Regions from separate parts of the Homo sapiens genome. Here region 2 is linked to region 1. A link is an interaction called in ENCODE POLR2A ChIA-PET data of the cell type or tissue named here. Cell type or tissue: PC-9. All regions are shown on one strand. Links, peaks and the distances in the headings refer to the core of each region. The heading gives the core; the rest is flanking DNA.

What was found. Peaks named below come from ENCODE experiments on the same cell type or tissue, not always from the same donor. Only the 100,000 strongest peaks of a DNase experiment are listed, where the experiment ranks them.
Region 2: POLR2A ChIA-PET joins it to region 1 with 5 read pairs; 3 of 35 experiments call an interaction of 5 or more read pairs at or near these places.

Annotation. Positions count from the first base shown.
Region 1 is chr19:36,232,745-36,237,142 of GRCh38, reverse strand. It overlaps ZNF146 (zinc finger protein 146), which reads right to left. Exons shown (of 4, transcript NM_007145.3): 4 at 1-1,484. The coding sequence starts at 702. LOC107985304 (a long non-coding RNA gene) reads left to right here and starts at 1,391. Exons shown (of 2, transcript XR_001753933.3): 1 at 1,391-1,559. It also overlaps a transcript of ZNF565 not described here. RefSeq lists a silencer at 569-769 and enhancers at 2,567-3,068, 3,069-3,571. In PC-9, for the core only: no CTCF peak of the experiment used is centred there; no DNase peak of the experiment used is centred there; H3K4me3 peaks cover 1,002 bases.
Region 2 is chr19:36,647,324-36,651,721 of GRCh38, reverse strand. The region is part of intron 4 of ZNF461 (zinc finger protein 461); the gene reads left to right. Among named protein-coding and RNA genes, the nearest start is that of ZNF461, 17 kb to the left of the region's middle. In PC-9, for the core only: no CTCF peak of the experiment used is centred there; no DNase peak of the experiment used is centred there.

The DNA of each region.
Region 1 (4,398 bases), core at 91-4,090:
ATGGCTTCTCACATGCACAGTGAGAGATGAGCTCTGAGAGAAGGCTTTTCCACAAACATTGCATTCGTAAGGTTTATCACCTGAATGAATCCTCACATGTACAATAAGTGATGTTCGCTGAGAGAAGGCTTTTCCACATTCGTTACATTCATAGGGTTTCTCTCCAGTGTGAATGTTCTGATGTTTTATGAGGTACTTCTTCTGGCCAAAGGCTGTTCCACATTCACTACATTTAAAAGGCTTCTCTCCAATATGGATTTTCTCATGCTCAGTAAGGTTGGATTTGCCACTGAAGGTTTTTCCACACTCCTTACATACAAAGGGCTTCTCTCCTGTGTGAGTTCTCTGGTGTCTGATGAGGTTTGACTTCTGAATGAAAGCTTTCCCGCAATCTTTACACTCAAAAGGTTTTTCTCCAGTGTGAATTTTCTGGTGCGTAAGGAGGTTTTCCTTCTGGCTAAATGATTTTCCACATTCATTACATTCGAAAAGCTTCTCGCCAGTATGGGTGTTCTGATGTTTAATGACATACTGCTTTTGGCTAAAGGCTTTTCCACACTCGTTACATTCAAAAGGTTTCTCTCTCGTGTGAAAATGCTCATGCTCAGTGAGGTTTGATTTGTGGCTGAAGACTTTTCCACATACCTTACAGGCAAAGGGGTTTTCCCCACTGTAAATTCTCTGCTGGCTGAGGTGTGACATCTGAATGGAAGCTTTCCCACATTCACAAGGTTTCTCTCCAGTAAAAATTTCTTGATGAGTGAGGATTTACTTTTGGCTGAAGATATTTCCACATCTCTTACATTTATAAGGCTTCTCTGTGTATGATCTCCCAAATGCAGAGTAAGGGATAAGGTTTGAGAGGAAATGTTATCATACTCAGTATATTCAATGCTTTCTCTCTAGAAAAATTTTCTAATATTCAATGAAGTATTGCTACCTTCACTAGTTTCTCTCCAGCATGAATTTTCTGCTTCTCAATGAGATTGTCATCTAGCTAAGGGCTTGTCAATACTCCTTAGAAGCACAGGGTTTCTCTTCAGCATGACTTGCACGTTCGACGAAATGCAACATATGAGTAACAGTTCCCCCACATTCAGTAAATTCATAGGGTTTCTCTCCAGTATGAACACTCTGGTAACAGATGAGGTACAAACGTTTTAAACCAAAGACATTTACACTTAAAGGGGGTTAATACCATAAGGAGTAAGCTGTGGTAGAGAAGCTCCCAACTAAGTCCCTTGATGATTCTTTCCTACACAACCTCCCTCATGATTTCAGTCCAGGTTGTGTTTCAAACTGAAAACTTCAAAAAGGTGTGGCCTTAAAACAAATACGATCTGAGAACAGAGGAAGTATTTTTTCTTATATTCAACGCTCTTTTTCTCAGTCTTTCCTGGAGATGGATCAACATGCCTCCCAAGTCCTGGTGCCTCTCAAGTCCTGGTGCCTCTCTATCTGTGCATCATCTTCTCAGGCTTCTTCTAAAATGGAGTACAAAGAACCATAGCACAAAGGAGTTAAATTCATAAAGTGCCCAGAACCATGGCTGCCATATGGTAAGCCCTTCATTTTACCTTTATATTACTATCACTTTTATTTGTTAATTTTCCCATTACTAGCAATAAAATTTTTTGAGATTAACTCTGGTAGCCCATCTCCCAATATGAAAATAATCTATATTATTAATGCTTCCAACTAAATTATGAGAAGGGAACCCTACTTGAGGTGATCTAGGTAGAAAATTAACATTCATGGGTCCACAAAGCTGAAAGTACTCTTGAAAAATAACCTTTCCATTTCAGAATTTAGCAAGTTGTATAACAAATAATGAAGAATTGCCAAATAGAAGAAAAAGATGAAAATTAGAAAGTCTACCTGGGATGCTAAGGAAGAAAAATAATGTTCATCTTTCTTTCTTCTTTTTTTTTTTTTGAGACGGAATTTCGCTCGTTATCCAGGCTGGAGTGCAGTGGTGCGATCTCGGCTCACTGCAGCCTCCGCCTCCTGGGTTCAAGCAATTCTCTAGCCTCAGCCTCCTGAGTAACTGGGATTACAGGTGTGCACCACCATACCTGGCTAAATAATGCTCATCTTTCTAAGAAAAGGAATAGATCAACCAACAAGTGCTTCCTCCCAAAACCCCATTAAAATTATAAGGAGAAAATGGTACAAATTCCCTTATTCAAAAGGAATAAAGGATGGTGGCTGAAAAAAAAGTGTAAGGAACAGTTGAACATGCACTGTCCAGTCACGAGAACAAAGGACTGGACACACCTTCATATGAAATGGAAGTTTATCCCCTGCAGAATTTTAATCAGAGCTCAGGGGCATTCAGCAAATGAGATGACAGGAATGAGCTGCTATACGGAAATCAGAGATTAAACCCACATATATGGTAAGACCTGCAGCACCATTCTGCAGCTGAAGACAAAAGATGCTGGCTGGCCGGGCGCAGTGGCTCACGCCTGTAATCCCAGCACGTTGGGAGGCCGAGGTGGGCGGATCACGAGGTCAGGAGATCAAGACCATCCTGGCTAACACAGTGAAACCCCATCTCTACTAAAAATACAAAAAATTAGCCGGGCGTGGTGGCGAGCAACCAGATGCAAAGCTTGAACCCTGATTACATTCTGTAATTTTAAAAAACTATGGAAGGCATTCTGGGGACAATTGGAAAAATGTGAACATAGACTGGGTAGTCTAATATTAGGACAACATGGTTAATCTTCTAAGGTGTGAAACGGTATTTTGTTATATGGGAGAGCTCCCTTTTTTTTTGAGACAGTCTTGCTCTGTCGCCCAGGCTGTGTGGGGAAAAGAAAGAGAGATCAGACTGTTACTGTGTCTGTGTAGAAAGAAGTAGACATAAGAGACTCCATTTTGTTCTGTACTAAGAAAAATTATTCTGCCTTGAGATGCTGTTAATCTGTAACCCTACCCCCAACCCTGTGCTCACTGAAACATGTGCTGTGTCAACTCAGCGTTAAATGGATTAAGGGCTGTGCAGGATGTGCTTTGTTAAACAAATGCTTGAAGGCAGCATGCTCCTTAAGAGTCATCACCACTCCCTAATCTCAAGTACCCAGAGACACAACACACTACAGAAGGCCGCAGGGACCTCTGCCTAGGAAAGCCAGGTATTGTCCAAGGTTTCTCCCCATGTGATAGTCTGAAATATGGCCCCGCGGGAAGGGAAAGACCTGACCGTCCCCCAGTCCGACACCCGTAAAGGGTCTGTGCTGAGGAGGATTAGTAAAAAAGGAAGACCTCTTTGCAGTTGAGATAAGAGGAAGGCATCTGTCTCCTGCTCTTCCCTGGGCAATGGAATGTCTCCGTGTAAAGCTGGATTGTATATTCCATCTACTGAGATAGGGGAAAACCGCCTTAGGGCTGGAGGTGGGACATGCTGGCAGCAACACTGCTCTTTAAGGCATTGAGATGTTTATGTATATGCACATCAAAAGCACAGCACTTTTTTCTTTACCTTGTTTATGATGCAGAGACATTTGTTCACGTTTTCCTGCTGACCTTCTCTCCACTATTACCCTATTGTCCTGCCACATCCCCCTCTCCGAGAAACGCCCGATAATGATCAATAAATACTAAGGGAACTCAAGAGGCCGGTCCTCTTGAGAGGTCCTCCGTATGCAGGTCCTCCCTAACGCCGGTCCCCTGGGCCCATTTTTCTTTCTCTATACTTTGTTTCTGTGTCTCTTTCTTTTCCAAGTCAGTCCTTCCACCTGACGAGAAACGCCCACAGCTGTGGAGGGGAAACCCACCCCTTCAGGCTGGTGTGCAGTGGTGCGATCTCGACTCACTGCAACCTCGGCCTCCTGGCTTCAAGTGATTCTTGAAGCCTCAACCTCCCAAGTAGCTGGGATTACAGGCATGCATCACCACGCCTAATTTTTGTATTTTTAGTAGAGACAGGATTTCACTATGTTGGCCAGGCTGGTCTGGAACTCCTGACATCTGGTGATCTGCCCGTATCTGCCTCCCAAGTGCTGGCACTACAGGCGTGAGCCACCACGCCTGGCCAGGAGCTGCTTTTCTTGGTAGAAAATACATATTTAATTTTTTAGAAGTAAAACATCATGATGCCTCAGCACACAAAATAAACACATGGATACGGACATACAAAAGCGTGGCAAAATATTAATTATTCAATCCACATGGGGGGTACATAAGAGATTCTTTAACTATTCCTTCAGCATTTGTTATATTTAAAAAATGTTCATATGAAAAAATAATTGAATGGCTGGGCATGGTGACTCACACCTGTAATCCCAGCACTGTGGGGCCAAGAGTTTAAGACAAGCCTGGCCAACATGGTGAAACCTCGTCTCTACTAAAAATACAAAAAATTAGCTGGATGTGGTGGCATGCTCCTATAAT
Region 2 (4,398 bases), core at 319-4,318, 410 kb before region 1:
AGCATGAACACAGCGTGCCTCTCCAAATATTTTTGTTTTCCTTGATTTCTTTTATTAGCATCTTACAATTTTCATCATACAGAATCTGTACAAGTTTTGTTAGTTTTATACCTAAGTATTTCATTTTCTTTGGAGCATTTGTAAATGGCATTGCATTTTTATATTGGAGTGTAGTTAATTTTATATATTAATCCTATATTTTGTGATCTTACTCAACTTGCATATTAGTACTAGTTTTTTTTTCTTAGAGATTCCTACTTATAAACAAATTATCGACAAATAGATAATTTTCTTTTTATTTCATAATCTATGCCTTTTATTTCTTTTTCTTGCCTTATTGGAGTGGCAAGAACTTCTAATACTATGTTGAATAAGGGTGGTAAAAGTGGACATCCTGTGTTTTCCCCATTTTGAAGGGAAAGCATTCAGTCTTTTAACATTATGTATGATGTTAGCTCTAGGAATTTTTTTTTTTTTTTTTTTTTTTTCCTGAGACGGAGTCTCGCTTTGTGCCCCAGGCTGGAGTCCAGTGACGCAATCTCAGCTCACTGCAAGCTCCGCCTCCCAGGCTCACACCATTCTCCTGCCTCAGCCTCCCTAGTAGCTGGCACTACAGGCGTCTGCCACCATGCATGGCTAATTTTTTGTATTTTTAGTTGAGACGGGGTTTCACTGTGTTAGCCAGGATGGTCTTGATCTCCTGACCTCGTGATCCACCCGCCTCAGCCTCCCAAAGTACTGGGATTACAGGCGTGAGACACCACGCCCGGCCAGCTCTAGGAATTTTGTAGATACTTTATATTATAAGGTTGAGGGAGTTCCCCTCTCTAATGCTCTGGGAGGTTTTTTTTTTTTTTAATATGAATGAGTATTGATGTGATCATGTTATTTTTCTTATTTATCATATTTATATAATATATTACATTGAACTGTTTTTAAATATTAAATTAGCTTCTTATACCTAGAATAAATCCCACTTAGTCATGGTATATTATGCTTTTTATTCATTGTTGGGTTGGATTTGATTTGCTAAAATTTAGTTAACAATTTTCTCATTTAAGTTCATGAAAGATAATTGATTTGTATTTTCTTTGTTGTGTCACCCTAGTCTTGTTTTGGTATCAGAGTAATACTGGCCTTATAAAGTGAGTTGAGAAGTGTTGTCTTTTCTTCTGTTTTCTGGAAGACGTTGTGTAAAACATCACATGAATGTTTAGTAAACTTCTCCAGAGCAACTGTCTGAACCTAGAGATTTCTTTTTGGGAGCTTTTTAATTATAAATTCAATTTATTTAATAGTTGTAGGACTATTCAGATTGCCTATTTTATCTTAGTAGAGTATTGGTAGTTTGTGATTTTCAAAGATTTCGTCCATATCTTCTAATTTGTTGAAGTTATAAGTATGAAGTTGTATGTGGTGTTATTATTCTGTATATTCATATATATAAAGGATGTATATATGTACTTATAGTTGTTTTGAAAATTTTTTCCTTTGAGACTCCCTCTTTGACTCATGGATTCTTATTATTATTATTTAATTTTTTTGTTTTAAGACGGAGTCTCACTCTTTCACCCAGGCTGAAGTGCAGTAGCAATCTCAGCTCACTGGACCCTCCGTCTTCTGGGTTCAAGTGATTCTCCTGCCTCAGCCTCCTGAGTAGCTGGGATTACAGGTACCCACCACCATGCCTGGCTAATTTTTGTATTTTTAGTAGGGACGGGGTTTCACCATGTTGGTCAGGCTGGTCTCAAACTCCTGACCTCATGATCCACCCACCTTGGCCTCCCAAAGTGCTGGGATTACAGGTGTGAGCCACCACGCCCAGCCAGATTATTTTTTAAATACTTTTAATTGAAAAATACAAATTGTATGTATTTATGGTCTACAATATGTTTTGATATATGTATATGTTGTGAAACGATTAAATCTAGCTAATTAACATATCTGTTACCTGACATGCTTCTTTTTTTGTTCTTCCACAATAGTTATCTTATAAACTTATTTTTTTGTGTGTGGGAGAACATTTAACATCTACTCTCCTAGAAGTTTTTAAGTTTACAGTACACTGTTTCAGCCAGGCGTGGTGGCTCAGGCCGGGCGCAGTGGCTCACACCTGTAATCCCAGCACTTTGGGAGGCTGAGGAGGGTGGATTACCTGAGGTCAGGATTTCAAGACCAGCCTGGCCAACATGGTGAAACCCCATCTCTACTACAAATACAAAAAATTAGCTGGGCACAATGGCCCAGCCTATAATCCCAGCTACTCAGGAAGCTGAGGCAGGAGAATTGCTTGAACCTGGGAGGCAGAGGTTGCAGTGAGCCAAGATTATGCCATTGCACTCCAGCCTGGGCGCCAAGAGTGAGACTCTGTCTCAAAAAAAAACATAAATAAATAATAAAATATACTGTTTCAAGAGAATTTAAAATTGATTGGCAAAGCCTTTTTGTGAAGCATGTTTTAAAGTCTTTGTCAGATAATTCCAACATGTGCTTCATCCTTGTATTTGCATTAGTTGATTGCCTTTTCTCCTTCAGATTTTGGTTTTCTTGGTTTTTGGTATGAGAAGTGATTTTCAGTTGTACCTTGGATATTTTCGTTATTATGTTTCAGAGAGTCTTGATTCTATTTAATCAATTTGAGCAAGTAGTTATCCTGTTAGATTTAGTAAAGATCTGATCTACTTTTGTAGGCTTTAGTTCCAATGACAGTTTAGTTTTCAGAACCATTACACTGCTATTCTGATCTGCTCCATACTTCTTGTGCTGCTGGGGCCAACAGGCACATGAAGAGATGTTCAAAATCACTAGCCATTAAGGAAATGCTAGTCACAACCACAATGAGGCTGGGCACGGTGGCTCATGACTGTAATCCCAGCACTTTGGGAGGCCGAAGCAGGTGGATCACTTGAGGTTAGGAGTTCGCGATCAGCCTGGCCAACATGGCGAAACCCCGTCTCTACCAAAAAATACAAAAATTAGCCAGGCATGGTGGCATGCACCTGTAGTCCCAGGTACTTGGGAGGCTGAGGCACAAGAATCACTTGAACCTGGGAGGCGAAGGTTGCAGTGAGCTGAGATTGCACCACTGTACTCCAGCCTGAGTGACAACGAGACTCAGTCTGAAAAACAAAACCAAAAACGAAAACAAAAACAAACAAACAAAAAAGCACACAATGAGATATCACCTCACACTCAATAGGATGGTTAATTTAAAAAAAAAACATAACAAGTGTTGCCAGGAATGTGGAGAAATTTGAACCTTTGTGCACTATTGGTGAGAATGTAAAATGGTACAAGGTATTAGATCATTCTTGCATTGCTGTAAATACCTGAGACTGGGTAATTTGAAAAGAGGTTTAATTGGCTCATGGTTCTGCAGGCTTTATAGGAAGCATGGCCCTGCTCAGCTTCCAGGAAGGCCTCAGGGAGCTTTTATTCATGGTGGAAGGCAAAGCAGGAGCAGGCACTTTACATGGTGAAAGCAGGAGCAAGAGAGAGAGTGGGGGGCGTGGGGAGGTGCCACACATTTTCTTTTTTTTTTTGAAACGGAGTTTCATTCTTGTTGTCCAGGCTGGAAAGCAATGGTGCAATCTCAGCTCACTGCAACCTCCACCTCGGTTTCAAGCGATTCTCCTGCCTCAGCCTCCCGAGTAGGTGGGATTACAGGTGCCTGCCACCACACCCAGCTAATTTTGTATTTTTAGTAGAGACACAGTTTCACCATGATGGTCAACCTGGTCTTGAACTCCTGATCTCAGATAATCTGTCCACCTCGGCCTCCCAGAGTGCTGGGATTACAGGCATGAGCCACCACACCCAGCCCACACACTTTCAAGGACCAGATATCATGAGAACTCACTCACCATCATGAGGATAGCACCAAGGGAATGGTGCTAAACCATTTATGAGAAAACCGCTCCCATAATCCAGTTACTTCCCACTAGGCCCCACCTCCAACACTGGGGATTACAATTCCACATGAGATTTAGAGGGGACACATATCCGAGCTATATCATACAGCCACTATGGAAAACAGTATGGTAATTTCTCAAAACATTAAAAATAGAATTGCCATATAATCAAGCAATTCTACTTCTAGGTATATACGCAAAAGAATTGAAAGTAAATTGAAAGTGGAATTTTAAATTAGAATGTTATTTATTTATTTATTTTTTGCTTTTTTGAGACAGAGTCTTGCTCTGTCACCCAGGCTGGAGTGCACTGGCGCATCTCAGCTCACTGCAACCTCCACCTCCTGGGTTCAAGCGATTCTTCTGCCTCAGCCTCCCAAGTAGCTGGGATTACAGGCACCCACCACCACACCCAGCTAATTTTTGTATTTTTAGTAGAGACAGGGTTTAACCATGTTGGCCAGGCAGGTCTCAAACTACTGACCTC